3 separate regions of the Homo sapiens genome follow, and all the other regions are linked to region 2. A link is a loop called in an ENCODE intact Hi-C map of the cell type or tissue named here. Cell type or tissue: ascending aorta. All regions are shown on one strand. Links, peaks and the distances in the headings refer to the core of each region. The heading gives the core; the rest is flanking DNA. Region 1 overlaps CD99L2 (CD99 molecule like 2). Region 2 holds the start of VMA21 (vacuolar ATPase assembly factor VMA21). Region 3 overlaps GABRE (gamma-aminobutyric acid type A receptor subunit epsilon).

Region 1 (7,006 bases), core at 1,139-6,138, 520 kb before region 2:
TCTGACAGAAAACACCCTTCAGAGTGCCCTGAGTGGCTGCCAGTCCACAGCTAGCCAGTCAGGAGAGGACGGCATGTGCTTGTGTCACTGTTGCCAGCCAAGGCGTCTGCTCAGGCCCTCTCTTTGCCTTCCTCAATAAAGAGCTATTTTACAACCTTTGTACTAAAGAGAGAAGAAAATAATCAGACTCCCTCTTTGAGAAGTGTTCTTTGAAAATGACTATCCATATAAGCAAGTAGTTTTAAAAAAAAACTCTTTCAAACATGTTTGTATCTTTGGCCTTTTGGAGGAAGATGGGGAGGGGAGACTGGGGAGGGAAGACTGGGGAGGGAATAGCTGACTGGCAAGGTTGTTCTCATCCCCACTGCTGGTGAGGCATTTGATTTCATAAGTATTAATCAGAATCACTCTTGATTATAGCAAAAACAACCTTTGCTATAATTTTAATGCAATTAACTAGAATATATGGTAATTCTGAGCAATCTTGCTCTTGAGATTAAAGAACAGCCTGCCAGGAAACATACGAATAAAGCTTTAAGATCAAAATTTGCATAATTAGGTTTCTTCCCTGCTCTGCCCACCCCAACCCCACCCTCTCTGGCTATGCTAAATTCTGCTTAAAGGAGATATTAAAAGTCAGCAAGCCTACTGCCTGGGCTTCCCTCCCAGGCTGGCATGTTCCTCTGTGAAAGCATGTTTATGTTCCGTGCAACACAGCTCTGATGGACTAACAGACAGCCAAAGACAGGCGGACGAATTACAGAGTGCACAGATTTTAAGCCATACTTCCAGAGGCTGGAGTAAACAAGTCACAATGCCTTCATGGTACTAAACTGCCAGGAAGCAGTCCGTACAAAAATGAGCCGGGCATTGTGGCATGTGCCTGTAATCCCAGCTTCTCAGGAGGCTGAAGCAGAAGAATTGCTTAGCCAGTGAGGCAGAGGTTGCAAATTTGTCATCCTGCTCTGTGGAGGTATCATACTAATCAATGCATCAAACCCCAGAACTACAGGTTTCATATTCAATGTTTTAATGCCTGGTCACAAAGGATGTCCTCATCACATATTCCTCCCTCCTCCCAGGCTCAGGAACTGCTGCCACCAGAAAGGCTCCACCTCCTACACCCCTCCTTTAACAGGGGCTGGGACAGCCAGAGCCACTGTCTCACCCCACTGCACTGCACCCCCCCATCCTAGCAGCCCCAGAATCCCTAACTCTCTTGGGAGAGTCCGCCTTGCTCCAGGAGGGAAGAAAAGGCAGCAAGCAGTTATTTTCCTGTATAAGGGACAAGCAGAACTGTGCACATACACTCCTGAGAAGAGGGGGAATGCGAGGAGTGACGGGAGCACTCGCACCCATCTGGCACGCTGGCTGAGGGCTGAGCATCTACAGGAACTAGCGAAACAATCCCTATGCCTCCCACACACAAAAGGATTTTTAACATTTAAAATTGTGGGAAATGTCGACAGTCCCATTTCCTTTTAAATAACTTATTCTTGGATGTGCAGTAAGGCTTGGGCCAAAAGGTTAATATTCCTTTATCAGAAGGCTTAGAAGACACAGAAATCATTTTTGCTATTTGCTGCTTTGAAAATGCAGAAAGGAGGAAAATGACAAGACAGGGGAACAGTTGGTCCTTTTTTTTACCTTCAACCTCAAGCTGTAACCCCACACCAGAGATTACTCACATAACTAAAAACAGGCTCTGACCTCTTGCTCAAGCACTCATATTTATATCCTCTATCTCTCAAAACCCCTGGAAAATATCAGAAAAGCAGCCTACAAGCAAATACATTCATGAAAGCACTAGAAACACGAGGCAGGTAGGGAGGGCATCCACAGATTCAGACTGAAGGTTGATAAGATTGGAATGACAGAAAAATCAAAGCTGGAGGAGCCGAACACCAGCAAATATTGGATATGGTGCAGAGGAACTGGAACTCATATACTGCTGGTAGGAGTAGAAAATGGTACAACCACTTTGGAAAACTCTAACTGTTTCTTAGAAAAAGTTAAACATCTTCACACCCCATGAGTCAGCAATCTCACTCCTAGGTTCCATCCAAGAGAAATGAAAACATATCCCCAAAAAGCCTTGGACACAAATATTCGCAGCAGCTTGATTTGTAATAGCTCTAAAGTGAAAATAACCCAAGTGTCCATCAATAGGAGAATAGATAAATAGAATAGATGCACATAATGGAAAACTGTTCAGCAGTGAAAAGGAATGCTGACACATACAGTACGGCTGAATCTTGAAAACATTATGCTGCATGAAAGAGCTAGAAACAAAAAAGGAAATAATCTATAGTTTCAATTCTATGAAATTCTAGAAGAGATAAAATTAACCTATGGTATAAAAATCAGATCAGGCTGGGCACAACGGCTCACCTGTCATCCCAGCACTTCAGGAGGCTGAGATAAGAGAATCACTTGAGCCCAGGAGTTCAAGACAAGCCTGGGCAATGTAGGGAGACCCTGTCTCTACAAAAAAGTTAAAAATCAGCCAGTCATGGTGGTACATGCCTATGGTCCCAGCTACTTGGGAGTCTGAGGTGGAAGGATTGCTGGAGCCCGGGAGGTCAAGGCTGCAGTGAGCTGTGATTGTGCCACTGTACTCTAGCCTGGGTGACAGAGTGAGACCCTGTCTCAAACAAAAACAAACAAAAAAACACTCATAAACAGATCAGTGGTTGCTGGGGGCAAGGTGGGGAAGTGCTATGAGGGAACATTCTGGGGGTGACAGAAAATGTTCTGTCTTGATATGCACTCATTGAAACTGACTGAACTTAAAGATCTTAATATGTTAGCATTTTACTGTATGTGAATTATACCTCATTAAAAAAATGTTTAGGAAACATACCAGAACTGAGCAACAAAATTTTAAAACACTACCAAAGATGACTACTGAAGATCTTAATATCAGAAAGTTTTCCTGTGTGTAAATTATACCTCAATATGTTAAAAAAAAAAAAAAACTTAAGAACTATACTAGATACGAGTGGAAAAATATTTAAAACACTACTGAAGGCTACTCTGGGCACACTGCCTATAAGGCAGCCCTGCTCTGCAAGGAGCAGTTAAAAAAAAAAAAATCCCCCACTACTGAAGAACACAAAAGAAGACTTGAGCAAATGAAAAGACACACTAGGTTGAGGATAAGGGGACCCAATATCAAAAAGACATCAATTCTCCCTCTGTTAATTTCTAAATAGGACAGTGTTTAAAATGCAAATAGGAACAAGGAAAGGTATGGGAAGGAGCAAAGCTCAGCAAACAGTAGAGGATGGGCCAGTGGCCTGAGCAGGCCTGGCACCAAGAAGCAGTCCCTGTTCAGTTGGCCCCAACCTGGTCACTCACCACCTACAGCTCCAGCATGCAGCCTTCCCCCTCCACCTGTGTCCACTCCCATCCTCCCAGCCAGCTCTCCATTGAGGAATATCACCGAGCATTACCAGACACTGGGAAAAAACCAGCAGCCTCTACTCATTTATCCAACAGCTGGTTACCGACGAGCATGAACAGGTGCCCAGCTCTCATTTCAGCCCTGAGAAACATCCTCGAATGAGGTGGCTGCAGCTGACGACCTCACAGAGCAGAGTTCTAGTGGGAGAGGTACATCCATGTAGTGGAATATAATCCAGCCACAAAAAGGAACAAAGACGCATTGATCCATGCTACAACCTGGATAAGCCTTGAAAACATGATGCTAAGTGAAACGAGTCAGTTGCAAAAAGCCACATACGGTATGAGTCCACTTACAAGAAATGTCCAGAATAGGCAAATCCATACAGACTAGAAGTAAATTCGTGGTTGCCCAGGGTTGTGAGGTGGGACAAATATGGAGTGACTGCTTAATAGATACAGGGTCTCTTTTTGCAGTGATGAAAGTGTTTCAGAGCTGGTGAGAGACGCACAGCCTTGTGAACGCACTAAATGCCATTGAATTGCACACTTTAAAATGGTCAATTGTATGGGATGTGAATTATATCTCAATTTTTTTAAAGCCATAAAAAATGAAAAGTCCATTTCAGGATCCTACATTCACAGGGAAGGTAGCATAAAGATGATTCTAGTGAGACACTGCAGGGAATCGGGTTGGAGTCTACCATCTAAAACTGAGGCTGGTCTGCATAACAGGAAGGGAGAAGAGGAATGAGAAGGAGCCAAGCACCCAGAGCATGAGATGGGGAAGAGATGAGTCACATGCCTGGCTCACTATAAATACACCTGGCCTCCAACCAGGGCCTGAGCCTGACTACCCAAACATGAAACAGGATGTACCTTCCAGGGACCAGGGTGCCCTGCTTGAACACAAGTTCTGAACCTGCTGCTGTGATTCAAGTTTCTGCAAATTCAATCCTATTTCCAATGACCTAAGGAGCTTTCATTTCAAAGGAAATCCTGCAGTGAATGCTTTTCATAGGGTTATAGAACCAGGAAGTTAGCATGGGACCATTTAGTCACCATAAACCAAAGACCTATGGAGTACCAGGTACTAGAGGAGACAGAAAGATTAGAAAACCAGAGTTCTTGGCCTCGGTCTAGTGGCAGAGACATTTAAACAAATGGGGCTATGAGAGCCTCACACGTGAGGTGCTACCTGATGCCAGCAGCAGCCACTAGCTCTGCCTGCAGGCTTTTAGGGAGTAGGTAGCATTGGAGCTAGGCTCAGAGACGTGAGCAGCCATTCTCTGGGAGCAGAGGGAGATGGCCTTCAGGCAGAGGAAACCTCCTGAGTCAGGTCTTAGTGGTTTAGTAGCCCATCATTCTCAGAATAGGAAGATGCTAGTGAGGAAGAAGGAATTGGGAGAGTGGGAACAGAGTGTGTGGCAAGGAACAGCCACAGGAAAAGAGGAAGGCAGGTGAGAAAGGCCAGTGGGAAGAGTTCAGAGGGGCTGCAGGAGTAAGAGGGTTCTGAGATGACCTACATGTGTCCCCTAGCCTACAGGCTAGAAGGATGGCACCATCCACCAAATGGGGGGCGGGGGCGGGGGCGGGGGAAGTATCGCAGGAGAGGGAGCCTTCAGGAGAAATGCCACACCCAGGTTTGCACCTGGCAGGCTTGAGGCCTCATTCTTCTGACTCCTCTACTGGCTTTGATGTCACTGGGCAACCTTCCTTGAAACACTTTGTCCTAAACCTCTGCAACATTTTCCTCCTCTGAATCTTGTCCTATCTCACTCATCACTCCTACTTGGTGGCCTTCACTGATCTGGCTCTGTCTAGCTCTTCAATTTCGGTGTTCCCCAGAAAGACAGAAATCTTTCATGTTCCCCCATTCTCCCAGACTGATTCCACCTGTTCCTATGATTTTAGTTTTTATTTTAGCTCCCCTCCACAAACTAGGTCCCCACACTCAGAGTGGCTCCCAAGCTCTGAACCCAGGCCTTCCTGCCAGGCATCTCTCTCTATCTGATCAATTACATTGAGATCTGTTTAAATACTTCAGTGTTTACTGCCACCTCTTTCCTCCCTTGGCCTCCCCTTTTCTGAGTACAACCCTCTTGCTTGGCTGTTTTATACTATTAAGTAGATGTCTCCAGGAGGGTTGCTGAGTGACATGTAATTCCTAAAGCATTATATTATTTAATTGAAATTTTTATTGAGATAATTACAGATTCACAGACAGGTATAAGAAATAATACAAAGAGATCCCTTGTACACTTAGCTCAGTTTACTTTACACAAATATCACACTATGCAAAATTATAGTGCACTATCACAATCAGGATGCTGACATTGATATAACCACACATCGTATTCAGAATTTCCCCAGTTTTACTTGCACTCATTTGTGCGTGTTCATTAAGTTCTATACAACTTTTCACATGAGTGAGTCATGTAACCACCACCATAGTCAAGATAAAGAACAAGTTTAATCCCCATAAGGATCCCCTGTACTGCCCTTTTATAAGAGTACCTACCTCTCTCCCACCTCCTCTTTCCCCCACACCTGTCCCTAACCCCTGAAAACCACTACTCTGTTCTCCATCTCTATAATAGTGTTACTCCAAGAATGTCACATTAGAATCATGCAGTATGTGTTTGATATGGTTTGGCTGTGTCCCCACCCAAATCTCATCTTGAATTCCCATGTGATGTGGGAGGGACCTGGTGGGAGGTAACTGAATCATTGGGGCAGGTCTTTTCTGTGCTGTTCTCATGATGGTGAGTAAGTCTCACAAGATCTGACAGTTTTATGAGAAAGAGTTTCCCTGCACAAGCTCTCTCTTTGCCTGCCACCATCCATGTAAGATGTGACTTGCTCCTCCTTGCCTTCTGCCCTGATGTGAGGCCTCTCCAGCCACGTGGAATTGTAAGTCCATTAAACCTCTTTCTTTTGTAAATTGCCCAGTCTCAGGTATGTCTTTATCAGCAGCATGAAAACAGACTAATACAGAATTCTTCTAAGACTGCCTTTGTTCATGTCGCATGATGCATTTGAGATCCATCCAGGTTGTTGTGGTGTCAATAGTTTGTTCTTTTTTATTACTGAGTTGTATTCCATGGTATGAGACATGTGGGCTGATTCCAGTGTTTGGCAATTAGGAATAAAGCTGTTATGAACATGTGTGTACAGGAAGCCTTACATTTTTCAGAATGCTTTTGTGTTGCCTCTCCATGAGAATGACAACTTAGATCACACACTTTTGCCCTCTAAGTTAGTAGAGGCATTACCCCAATTTCTTCTGGCATCAAATATTGTCACGAAGAAGGGTGAAGTGAACCTGAGTTCTTTTCTTCTAATAGGTGATTTGCTCCTTCTGCCTAGTTTCTTTTAAAAATGTTCACCAAAAGAGATCACCTCACTAACTTAATCAAGGAAAAAAAGGGCTGACATAAATTAGGAATGAGAAAATAGTAACTACTAATACAAAACAAATCAAAATAATGGTAAGACAAAGCTTTATACAGCTCCATTCTCATGAATGGGAAAAATCTAGCTTTATTTATTGATTACCTCTTTCATTTATTTGACAAATATCTACCAACACCTAGCATGT
Region 2 (7,006 bases), core at 794-5,793:
GCAACGGCTCTGTGTGGGCTCCACTTGCCTCTAATTCTTTTGTAGCACTGCAGGTAGGAGGTTTCAGGGCTCTGTTGAGAGGGCTGACTGCTGGCTAGATTCTTTCCTTCTAGTACAGATTCTGAGTTTATTTTTAAAGTTCTGTGTCTACCTCAGTAAGCTCACAGTAAATGTTGGTAGAGTGTATAAGTCAGCATAAAAAAGAGATATGGCAGGGCGTGGTGGCTCACGCCTGTAATCCCAGCACTTTGGGAGGCCGAGGCGGGCGGATCACGAGGTCAGGAGATCGAGACCATCCTGGCTAACACGGTGAAACCCCCGTCTCTATTAAAAAAAATACAAAAAATTAGCCGGGCGTGGTGGCAGGCGCCTGTAGTCCCAGCTACTCGGGAGGCTGAGGCAGGAGAATGGCGTGAACCCGGGAGGCAGAGCTTGCAGTGAGCGGAGATCGCGCCACTGCATTCCAGCCTGGGCGAAAGAGCGAGACTCTGTCTCGAAATAAATAAATAAATAAATAAATAAATAAATAAATAAATAAATAAGAGATATGAGAGCTTTTGTTTATATTTAAAAACACTACTATGTAAATTACATGAGAAGTTTTTCCCACAGCAAATCTCATTTATGAATGGTTCCTGTTTAAGTTATCACACAAGTGCAACTTAGGCTGTTAATGTGGGAGTGTAAAAGTGCCAGCCTGGGAGTCAGGAGTCAAGCTACATCCCACTAGATAAATGTGTGACTTCCCACAAGTCCCGTCCCCTCTCTGGGCCGCAGTTTTCTCATCTGTACAAGGAAGTGTTTAGACTACTGTTATGGGTTGAATTGCTGGCCCGGTCACCCACACCATCCCCAAATTCATATGCTGAAATCCTAGCCCCCAGTACCCCAGAGTGAAACAGCGTCGCTGCAGATGTAAATAATTAAGTTCATACAGGTGTAGGGTGGGCCCCTAATGCATTATGACTGGTGTCCTTATAAAAAGGGAAAATTTGGACAGAAACACAGACGCAGGGAGAAGGCCGTTTGAAGAAAAATGCAGAGATCAGGGTGATGCTTCTACAAGCCAAGAAATGCCAAAGATTGTCAGCAAACCACCAGAAAACAGAAGAGGGGCCTGGAACAGTCCTTCCTTCACAACCTTCAGAAGGAACCAGCCTCGCCAACATCTCCATCTCAGACTTCTAACCTCCTGAACTGGGAGATGATTAACTTCTGTTGTTGGAGCCACTTAGTTTGTGGCATTTGTTATGGCAGCTCCGGCAAACTACAACAACAGTGGTTCCCAGTTTTTTTGGGGGGGGGTGGACAGAGTCTTACTCTGTCACCCAGGCTGGAGTGCAGTGCAGTGGCACGATCTTGGCTCACTGCAACCTCCGCCTCCTGAGTTCAAGCGATTTTCTGCCTCAGCCTCCTGAGTAGCTGGGATTACAGGCATGTGCCACCACGCCAAGCTGGTTCCCAATTTTTTCACCATCAAGAACTATTTTGCTCTTTTTCCTTTTGTGGACCCAATTTATTTATTTAACAAATATTTATTAGTTCCTACTATATACCAGGCCCTACTCTAGGTATTGGGGAACAATAAGTCACAATTCCGTTCCCCCACTTGTGTTCATTCTATGTTTTAAAAGATTTATTCTATTAAGTATACTGTGGCTTATTTTCATAATAATCTGTGAACAGTCTTTTCTTATGGGATAACTAGGATAACCTCATCATGATATAGTAAGTGTCAAAAATCAAAGAACGGTGATATTTTAAGTAGCTTTGGATGCCTAACAGTAAATAGATTCATTAGGTTTTTAAAAATATTAAAAACTGCCTTCAGAACCACCATTACTACATTTATGGGTCCCTAGGGATTGAAGGACCTCACTGCAGGCTGATTAGCTAGAGCAGGGGTCAGCAAACTCTTCTGTAAAAGGGTCAGATGGTAAGAATTTTGGGCATTGCAGATCATTTTGGGCGTTGCAGATCATACCGTCTCTGTCACAACTACTCAACATTGCTGTTGTAGATAATACAAACAAATGAGAATGGCTGAGCTCCAATAAAATTTTATCAATAGACGCTGAAATTTGAATTTCATATAAATTTCACGTGTCATGTTATTCTTTTGACGTTTTCAACAATTTAAAAAGGAAAAACCATTCTTACCTCAGGGCTGTAGAAAAACAGGTGGTAGGCTCCATGTATTAGGTCGGCTGGCTCAGTTTGCCTACCCCAGAGCTAGATTCTCTTTGTACCCCAAGTTCTTACATTAGGTGGTTCTTACTCACCTAAAGGTCTAGATGAGGCCCAGATAGAGATTACTATTATTTTTATTAAATATTTTACAGTTTGTTTTTTAGAGACGGAGTCTTGCTATGCTGCCCAAGCTGCTCTGGAACTACTGGCCTCACGCAATCCTCCTGCCTCAGCTTCCCAAAGTGTTGAGATTACAGGCGTGAGCCAGCACAGTCAGCCCTAGAGGGGGATTATTCAGTTTGAACTAAAACCTGGACTTCCTGCTGCCCAGTCCATTGCCCTTTCCACCACTCTAAGCTGCTGGTTTAGTCATGATTTCAGATGTGGTCTTTGTATCCATGTGGTGCAGAAAATAGCTGTGTGGTCAGCGGCCCTTTCCAGGCGCTGACCATGTTAAGGGCTGTCCTCTTATTAGCAGCCAGTGGCAACTTAATTTTGTCAAGCCTGACTCCAGACTTACCCACCCTTTCGTTTTTACCTCTCTCGGGTTGCGCAGGCCCGGGAGGCCCATCTGTTCTTACTATTTGAGTCCCTGTTGTCTCATTGGCGGCTTTCTGAGCAGCTGCAAAATATGTTTTTAACTTTTAAGTGGAAGTTGGGGGTCACTGGCATCGAGTCTGGAACAGTCATTCTCAGCAAGAGCTCTTTGAACTCTGACATTCTCTAGTTTTACGGACTCGGGTGAGTGTTTTAACTCCTCCCAGCTGCCAAGGGCTTGACTTCCTACCACTGCGGGCAGTAATTAATGAGGCATTTATTTGCTCAAGTAGTGGCGAAATAATGCGCACTGCTTTTTTGTGTTGTCGTCGGCGGAATACGCTCAGTTGCCTAGCACCACAGCCCTCTGGCTGGTAGTCCCTCTTCGCGGCTCATATGCTCGGGTCTCCTTGCGGCCCCCAGCTCAGCGACCGAGACGCAGACGAGGACCAGTGTTCACGCGAGTTCAGGGGGCGGCGTAGCCGCCGCCCGCCCAGGAGGACCATGTTGCGCGGCAAGTCCCGGCTCAACGTGGAGTGGCTGGGCTACTCGCCAGGCCTGCTCCTCGAGCACAGGCCCCTCCTGGCAGGGCGCACGCCGCGGAGCCACCGCCGGTAAGTCATGTGAGCGCCCGCCCCCGCGCCGGCAACAGCCCTGCGTCGCTGCGGCGCGCCGCGCCGCGCCGCGCCTGCGTACTGTGGCCCGCCGCCCGGCGCGAACGGGCACTTCCGGCGCGAACGGGCACTTCCGGCGCGAACCGCTACTTCCGGTGCGAACCGCCTCGGCCGTTCCCTCGCGGAGCTTACTGAGCGCGGCCGCCGAGCCCAGCTCCGCCGCCGAGCGCCTGTGCCGGCACGGCTACACCATGGAGCGCCCGGATAAGGCGGCGCTGAACGCACTGCAGCCTCCTGAGTTCAGGTAGCCCTGAGCGGGGCCTGGACCGCGAGGCGGACTGGCCCCAGCCTGGAGCAGGGCTTGAGGGAAGGCCCTAGCTGAATGGGTGGGCGTGAGGTCTGGACCCCGGGGACCTGGCCTCAGGGAAGGGGGCGGGGAAAGCAGGTTGGAGCCTGAGACGTCTAAACTCCCGGCCCCGAACTTTCGCTCGGGAACAAGGGATCCGGGGTCATGGGGAATAGGTCAGTGGGCCTTCAGCTCATGCTCCTATCCTAGCACTTTCTCTCGCTGTGTCTATATTGCAGTCTCTTTCATTACCGCAGGGTCAGCCTTCTGAGGACAGGAATGCAGTCTCCTTCATCTCCGTGTTCCCTAGGGGGCCTGCATAGTCGGGGCTTAATAAATGTTTGCTGTATGAATGAAGGAGTAGAAGGGAATAGTCCCCTGGTGTGAGATTGCTTCACTTGGGGAATCAGTAAGATAGAGGCTGGTGACTGAGTTGAAGGAATGTATGAGAGAGCAGGTGGTTCTGGCCCACCCCAGTAGGCAAGGGAGTGGTGAGGGAGTTAGCTATCATTCGTTAAGACCTACTGTATGCCAGGCTCAGTGCACGTGCTTTACATACATTGTCAGAATTCTTAATTTCTCTAACTGCTTGATTTCCCAATTTTGAAGAGGATGCAGTTGAGGGTAAGTGACTTGAAACTGAGGGTGAGTGATTACAGAATTAGGCGACAAAGTTAGTATGTAATTGAAGCTAACGTTTGACCAAGCTCACTGACTCCAAAGCCCACGATCTTTGGAGCTCTGTGATGCCTTCTCTTTCCGACAGGGTCATTGTGAGTTTTTTTTTTTTTTTTTTAACTTTTATTTTAGGTTCATGAGTACATGCGCAGGTTTGTTATATAGGTAAACTGCATGTCACGGGGGCTTGGCGTACAGGTAATTTTGTCACCCAGGTAATAAGCATAGTACCCGATAGGCGTTTTTTCTGATTCTCTCCCTCCTCCCAGCCTCCACCCTCAAGTAGACCGCACTGTCTGTTGTTCCTCTCCTAGTGTCCATCTGTTCTTGTTGTTTAGTTCCCACTTATGAGAACGTGCAGTATTTGGTTTTCTTTTCCTGTCTTAATTTGCTTAGAATAATGGCTTCCAGCTCCAGTCATGTTGCTGCAAAGGACATGATCTCATTCTTTTTTATGGCTGCATAGTGTTCCATGGTGTATATGTACCGCATTTTCTTTATCCAGCCTCAATGTGGGTTTTTTTTTAATTATTCATTTATGAGAATACCAACATATTTTTATTAGATACACTTACAGCATAGTCCTTCTAGACTGATTCTGGTTTCCTAATGGAATTTGCAGTGAAATCTTGACTGTGGGAGAAAGAATTCCTGTTGTCTTACTTGCTACAAAAGGGAATGTGGTAGGCTCTGTCTGCTCAATGTTGGCTGCAGAAGTTTGTATGAAGTGGGAAAACTAGGTGGTGTTATAAATGGAGGCAGATTAAGGTTCATCCTGAACTTTTTCCTTTGTGTGAGGACAACTTTAATTCCAGCCTTTCTCATTCCTCACTTCTAACAAATCTCTGCTCAGTAACACCCAAAGATACATAGGATAAATCAATTGAATAGCATCAGTTGCTTTGTCTTGGATAAGCCACTGATTTTACCCAAGGTGGCTTGCATCAGCAAAACCAACAGCTCTTGTGGCTGGAATCCAGGGAGAAAATGTCCTATAAACAGTAGAGGAAGTTTGCTAGTTTTCAAAAGTTTGTATGTACACTTTGACTTAATGCTTAGTCCCATATTAGTGAGGTCACAACACAGAAAAGTAGTCACATTTTTGAAGTTTGAGGTAAAGAGAGAAGTGAGAAGGAATTAGCCATAAATTATTAAGGTATGCTGTGTATAGATTGTGTGGGGGCTAGAAATTAATATGTAGAAAGGTTATATTTGGGTGGTGGGATTATAGGTGATTTTGTTTACTTTAAAACATTTTTATGGTGTTATATCATCTTTTCAATAATAAACTTTTTAAAAGCCAGACCAGATAATAGATACTCAAGAGAGGTCATGTAAAGAACAAAACAATCAGTTAACACTTCCTTTCTGTTCCTTTAACAAGTTAGATAATCTGAAAGTTGCATTCCTAAAACATACTTTTTTACTCACCATAGAAACACCAAAGTCAAGTGCTTTTTTTAGGGTGCACAAAAGAATTGGCCAATTAGTGACTCTTTGTATTTTTTGTAGATTCTCCACTGCAGACACTCATACTCTTCATGAGGATTACACAATAAATTTCTCTAAAAATTTACTAGTAGGAAACAGTTTAAGGGAGCTTATGTATATTAAATGAGAGTTGTATAGCTCAGTAATAACCAAAATGAGGCCTGCTAAAAGATGATCCATTTAAGTACCAAAAGAAAATATTAGAACTTTTTTTTTTACAGCAGTAAGCATTTAATTTCTCACACATGTGCAGAGCATGTGATCAAGAAATAGGCATGAGGTTAGTTATATTTAATATATATTTTACTCAATGTTTTTGTGGGTTTTTTGTTCAGGTTCTTTTTAAATAAATTTCATTGTGTATATTTGAGGTTCATAACATGATGTTATGGCATACATATAGTAAAATGATTACTATGGTGAAGCAGATTAATATATCTGTCATCTCACATACTTTTGTGTGTGTGTGACCAGAGGCAGCTAAAATCTTATTTACAAAAGTCCCTAATACCATGCAACTTTATTGCCTATAGTCCTCTTGTACATTAGATATCTCACTTGTTAATCCATATATCTACTGCTTTGTGTCCTTTGATGTATATCTTCCTATTTCCTCCCCTCCAGCCTCCCACCCCCACCGCCATGGTAACTACTGTTTTATTCTCTGTCCCTGTGTAGTTGACCGTTGACCTTTTTTTTTTTTTTTTAAAGATTCCACATATAAGTGAGCTCATGTAGTATTCGTCTTTCTGCGTTTGGCTTATTTTACTTAACATGTCTTCCAGGTCCATCCATGTTGTGGCAAATGGCAGATGTCCTCTTTTAAGGCTGAATAAAATATTCCCTTGTATATATACACTACGGTTTCTTTATTTTGTCTGTCTACATACACGTAGGTTGTTTTCAAATCTTGGCTATTGTGAATAATGCTGCAATGAACATGGAAGTGCAGATATTTTTACGAGGTAGTGATTTCATCTCCTTTGCTTATATTCCAGAAGAGAGATTGCTGGGCTGTGTGGTAGTTCTATTTTTAATTTCTTTAGGAACTGTTTTCCATAATGGCTGTACCAGTCTACATTTCCAGTCACAATGTAGTAGGGTTTCTTTTTCTCCACACTTTTACAAACATTTGTTATCACTTGCCTTT
Region 3 (5,000 bases), core at 1-5,000, 570 kb after region 2:
ACAGATAATTACAATGAAATGATGTAGGCAAGATCAGGTAAACACCTGTGATATAAGCTGGAAAGATGTAACTGCCGAAGAGAAGAATGTGGTATGAGAAAGAAAGGAGCAATTAACAGGTGTGGAGGTCAGGGGAGATGCCATGAATGAGATGCTGTCTGAGCTAGATACTGAAAAAGAAGGCAGCTGACAAGTAAGAAAGTGGAACAATGGCATACCAAATAGAAGATCACTTGAATGAAAGCTCAGAGGTACAAGGTGGTCTGGGAACACCAATATTCTAGTGTGACCAAAGCACGTGGTCTCTAAAAGGGTGAAGAGGAATACAACCATGGAGGGCCTTCAACTGCATGTAGTAAGCAGTGCTGGGACTGCAGGAGGTGCATCACTTGGGAGGCCAACTTAGTAGGTGGAGTAGGTGTATTCTAGGTGGGAGATGATGAAAGCCAAATGGGGGCAGTGCTGACACTATGATGATACGAGTGGAAAAGGAAAGAAGGAAGTAGAGCAAAAATATAGAACAGTCTTAGAGCAAGAGCTAGTAACTTTAGACTTATGTCCATACAATAATTATCAGAAGAAAAGAGGCAGTCCATTGTGGTGTTTAACATTGCTTTATTATTTCTATTTTGAATGAAAAAACTGGAAGATATGGTCATGATTCTGAAGATCCTCTTCAAGTAGCAAGGGACTTACCTTTTCCAGTCTCATTCTCAAACCAGTGGTTAAAAAATCCCTTTCTCCCTCCAGAAAATAAATTATTGGAGTTGTTACAGAAGTACAGAGCAGAAAGCAGAAGTCTGTGGAAGGTCCCATAGGTCAGCCCCTGGGCTAGGAAATAGTACTAAAAAAGCTTAGTACTCACCATGTCTAGGATAGAGAGAGGACCAAGGCTGTTGACGGAGATCTCAACAGTGACCACAGTGGGCTTCTCTATAAGGGAAGCAGAAGCAGCAGAGGGTAAGTGTCAAACAGGCGCATGGGACGGGGGAGGAAGTGGTCAGAGGGGATGAAAGGGGAGTCAAGTAAGTGTTGGACCACACAGTTTCAGCATCTAATCCTATTTCTTTATTTATTCTTTCATGGCAAAACCAAGCTCACGGACTGTTAAGAATTGGACACACATCTTGAAGATCAACAATCTAGTTTAGTCCTCTCATTTTACCACTGGAAAAACTGAGGGCGAGAGAAGGGAAAAGTCTTGATCAAGGTCAATGACACTGCTGAGAATAGAGTTAATATCTCTTACCTGACAGGTCAATAGCAGATGTTCCTGTCCATGAGCATGGCACCCTCTGTTACTGCCCAGGTGCATTCTCCATGCCTATGCCCTCAACCCCTGGACCCTCTAGGAGGGGAAGAACGTCGTTCTGCTCCTCACCTCCAATGCCAGGGCGCAGTTTGTGGTCATAATTACTCAGGATAGTGTTCAGGATGCGAGAGGCTTCTGGCAGTTTGCCAACTCTGCTCCCAGTCTCAGTCTCAGTTGACTTTGTTTCCTCAGAGAGGAGCTGATTTTCCAGAGGCTGGGGCTGGGGGCCATAGACAACATCACGGGAAGAGGCTTCATTCTTTGATTCAGTCTGAGGTCCCTCGACCCTAGAACATTCAAACGAAAAATGAAGCTCTGCCCTGCACTCTGTAGGGGCCCCAGCTAGTGCCTCTTGGGACAGAAGCAAACCAAAACAAGTTTTCAACACAAAACCTAGTTAAATTGTGACTGGTAATAGCAAATTATAAGACAGTGACAGATTAGGCTTGTGAATTTCTTTTAAACCTTGCTGCTCTTTGGGGACTTTCTATGCTGTCCCTCTTTTATGATCACTCTTTTATTTAAGAAAAAATCAACAAAACCAAGACCTAGATTTTAAAAGAATGTTACACGTGAAATGAAGAGGGCATTTATGTCTGAGCGCTGGCCCACTGTGACTAGCCTTGGCCTCTAGTCAGCCTGACCAGCACCAACCAGGAGTGAGGAGCAGGCAGAGGGCCAGGGCTGAGAGGAATGCTTGCGAAAGCCAGAGCGGCCTCTCCCAGAGAGGACCAGAAAATTGTGGGAATATTTTGCGGTTTTGTTGGTTGTGTAATACTCGTTGCACTGGGGGCAGGGGAAGGGGATGAAGGGAAGGAGGCTAAAGAGCAGCCTTTGTGGGTGTCTAAACAGGAAAGGCAGGAGTCCTCCACCCACAGACAGCCATCCAGGAACTGGCTGCCCAACAGGAGTCCACCCTGAGCTCCACAGCCATGCACCACAGCCAAGAAAAAGAAGAAGATTAGTAAGAATAATTGAATTAAACAAAAATGTTAAAGGCCATCTGCCAAGGTATGAAACTCACCGATGGTGTTAGAAGTCCGGATAGTGCTGCCTTTGCTGGGAGGCAGTGACAAAGGGGGCTTCTGAGGTCCTGCTCACATTCGGGTCCTTGATTTGGCTTTCTTTACACCGCTGTGGTCATATTCTGACAACTCATCAGCTGTACACTTATGATTTGAGCACTTCTCTGTATACATGTTCTAATTCCATAAAAAGTGTTTTTAAAAATCAAAATGCCCCACTTGCTAATATCTGGATCTTATTTTATTTAAAAGCAAACTCTTGAAAAACAAACAGAAATCATTTATGACACAATAGGAGAGATTTGAACACTGAGTGGACAGTTGAGACATGAATAAATTATTCTTTAATTTTTGGTGTAATTATGGTATTTTCTTATGTTTGTGAAATATTAATGACTAGAAATACATACTAAAACAATTACATATAAAATGATATGATGTCTGAGATATGCTTCAAGACAATCTAAGTTGGAATTGGAGGGTGGGTGGTGTAAAAGAAAATAAGAGTGGCCATGAGTTCACAAACAATGGGGGTGCACTGTTCCCCCTACCTTTATATGTCTTTAAAAAATTATAATTAAAAGTCTTTTTAAAAGCCATCGTCCCATATTAATCTGTGATACTGGAAGGCAGGAGAGTGGTTTCCTTTGGGGAGGAAAGTGTACGGGGACAGGCATTTTGGAGATGCATGCGTGTGTGTGTGTGTGTGTGTGTGTGTGTGTGTGTCTGTGTGTGTGTGTGTGTGTGTGTGTGTGTGTGTGTGTGTGTGTGTGGTGAGGGGGTTGCAATGCTGTATTTCCTGATCTAGGTGTTGGTTACACGGGCCTGTTTACTTGTGAAAAGCCACTGAGCTGTTCACTCATGATGTCTATGCTTTTCTACTGGCACGTCACACTTCCAAAAGGATTTTTTTAAGCCATAAGGCAATTTGTTTCCTAAAATAAGGGGTAAACAGGGCAAGAGACGTTGGCATGACCCCTGTATTGCGGACCAAGGGACTGCCAACTTAAGAAGCAAAATGCATTTTTTCTGCAGTATTTCAAGCTGTTAGAATTGCTTAAGTGGCATACAGATGTGCCAAATCCACACCATTTCTCATGTCTGAAGTGGCTACTTCCCATTGTGGGCGAGGGAAGAACTGGGCTTGGAAAATACAGTTTCTACTTTCAAATGCCATATCTAGAAGATGTCCTCTTTCCCTGAGGCCAAACTCCCAGCCATCTCAAAAGATAAGGGCCAGTGACTATGGGAAGAGAGGAGGAAAAATGGAGCCCTGAGACCCTGTAAAATGAGTGATGTGGCTGGAAACGTGGCACAATCAGAACTGGCAGTCAGTGGTAGACTGAGCACTGCCAGACAGGACCACCTAAACGCCTGAAGCAGCCCCTCCCAGATGTCTGAAATCCATGGACGAGATCCTCCCCGCTGCCCCAAGTTTAAAAGTGCAGAGGCAAACAAATAAACCTGAAAGCACTGAGACCACCAAAGCCCTCCTGCCCCTAGACTAGGTCTGCAATAAAAATGATATCAGAGGGTCATAAGGTGGCTTTAATCCTAAAATTGGCTTTTGCCAGTTAAAAAAAAAAAACACAACAATAAACAAACAAAACAAAACCTCATCTTGAGGTCCTTGGGGTTAAAGAGCTGCTGACAATGCATACCTTTCCCCAGCCAGCCATTAAGCTCACTTTCGGGGCTAGACAGAATAAAAACTTGAAAAACACTCACACATTGGAATAGTGGCATTTTCCAGGGCAGTTTTTCAGACATTCACATGTCTCTAGACATAATGGTCCAGCATGAAGTTGAATCTCTGCACTACCCCCTCCCAAACAGTCGACTGTTGGTGGTGTGAGAAGTGGGGGGGGGAGGGGCGCATAAGAAAAGATGTTGGATTTTTTTCTAAATCAGATCTTTTTTTTCATTCTACAGATGGACAAACTGAGGCCCAGATAGAGGAAGGACTGTGCCCCAAGTCACACAACTAATTTGAGGCTAAGCCTGGACCAGGGAGAGGTCTTCTGGTTCAGTGTGGCCCAGTACACCCCATTGTCACCTCCTCAGCTCTTTCCTGACACCACAGGTTGCTATGCTTGAAGGGCAGTTTCCATTTCCCCAGTCCCTTTTCCCTGCTGTTTTCCTCTCTGACCACCCCTTCTTATTTCCCCCACCCCAGAGCCATCTTTTGCCCTAGCCAGTCACCACGTCAGCTTTCTCAACTAGTCCACATCCCATTTTGAGGGATGTGGATGACTGGAAATTGCTAGCACGCATAGAAAGACATTTATCAAGCTCCTGCTGAGGCTAGCCCCACTCCAGGGCACCAGTGAGCCAGCAAGCAGCTACACATCCCCTTCTCTGATGAGCTAACGCAATCTGGGGTAGGGAGAGAAGCCACCCTCCCTCCCCAGAACAGACAAACAAGACACAAGCCCAGTGCCATGGAATCTTCGAGAAAGCTCCACAGATCAGGAAGCTTGCAAATTTGTGACACTTCACACACAGCAGGAACCATCTCAAAACAACAACAACAAAACGAAGCAGTCATCTTCCACCCCAAAAAGCCACAAATCCAGGGCACGACCCTCCTAGCCAAGTCTCAGGGCGAGGAGAAGGTGTGAGGGAAGATGGTTGTTCAAGGGAAACCTGAAAGGGGAGAAGGG

What was found. A loop is a pair of places that touch in the nucleus more often than their neighbours do. Peaks named below come from ENCODE experiments on the same cell type or tissue, not always from the same donor. Only the 100,000 strongest peaks of a DNase experiment are listed, where the experiment ranks them.
Region 1: a loop joins it to region 2, with 4 times the contacts of the local background. A loop is called at or near these places in 2 of 110 quality-filtered maps.
Region 3: it touches region 2 in a loop (8-fold over the local background); 2 of 110 quality-filtered maps call a loop at or near these places.

What each region holds. Positions count from the first base shown.
Region 1 is chrX:150,869,580-150,876,585 of GRCh38, forward strand. All of the region lies in intron 1 of CD99L2 (CD99 molecule like 2), which reads right to left. Among named protein-coding and RNA genes, the nearest start is that of CD99L2, 26 kb to the right of the region's middle. In ascending aorta, for the core only: no CTCF peak of the experiment used is centred there; a DNase peak (open chromatin) is centred at 4,242; H3K27ac peaks cover 2,160 bases.
Region 2 is chrX:151,393,717-151,400,722 of GRCh38, forward strand. It overlaps VMA21 (vacuolar ATPase assembly factor VMA21), which reads left to right and starts at 3,490. Exons shown (of 3, transcript NM_001017980.4): 1 at 3,490-3,645. The coding sequence starts at 3,593. RefSeq lists a silencer at 3,331-3,490 and enhancers at 3,771-3,920, 3,981-4,040. In ascending aorta, for the core only: no CTCF peak of the experiment used is centred there; DNase peaks (open chromatin) are centred at 2,825 and 3,335; H3K4me3 peaks cover 2,831 bases; H3K27ac peaks cover 2,544 bases.
Region 3 is chrX:151,968,804-151,973,803 of GRCh38, forward strand. GABRE (gamma-aminobutyric acid type A receptor subunit epsilon) reads right to left here. Exons shown (of 9, transcript NM_004961.4): 2 at 1,382-1,599; 3 at 866-933. Among named protein-coding and RNA genes, the nearest start is that of GABRE, 3.4 kb to the right of the region's middle. In ascending aorta, for the core only: no CTCF peak of the experiment used is centred there; DNase peaks (open chromatin) are centred at 1,452 and 2,008; H3K4me3 peaks cover 670 bases; H3K27ac peaks cover 1,917 bases.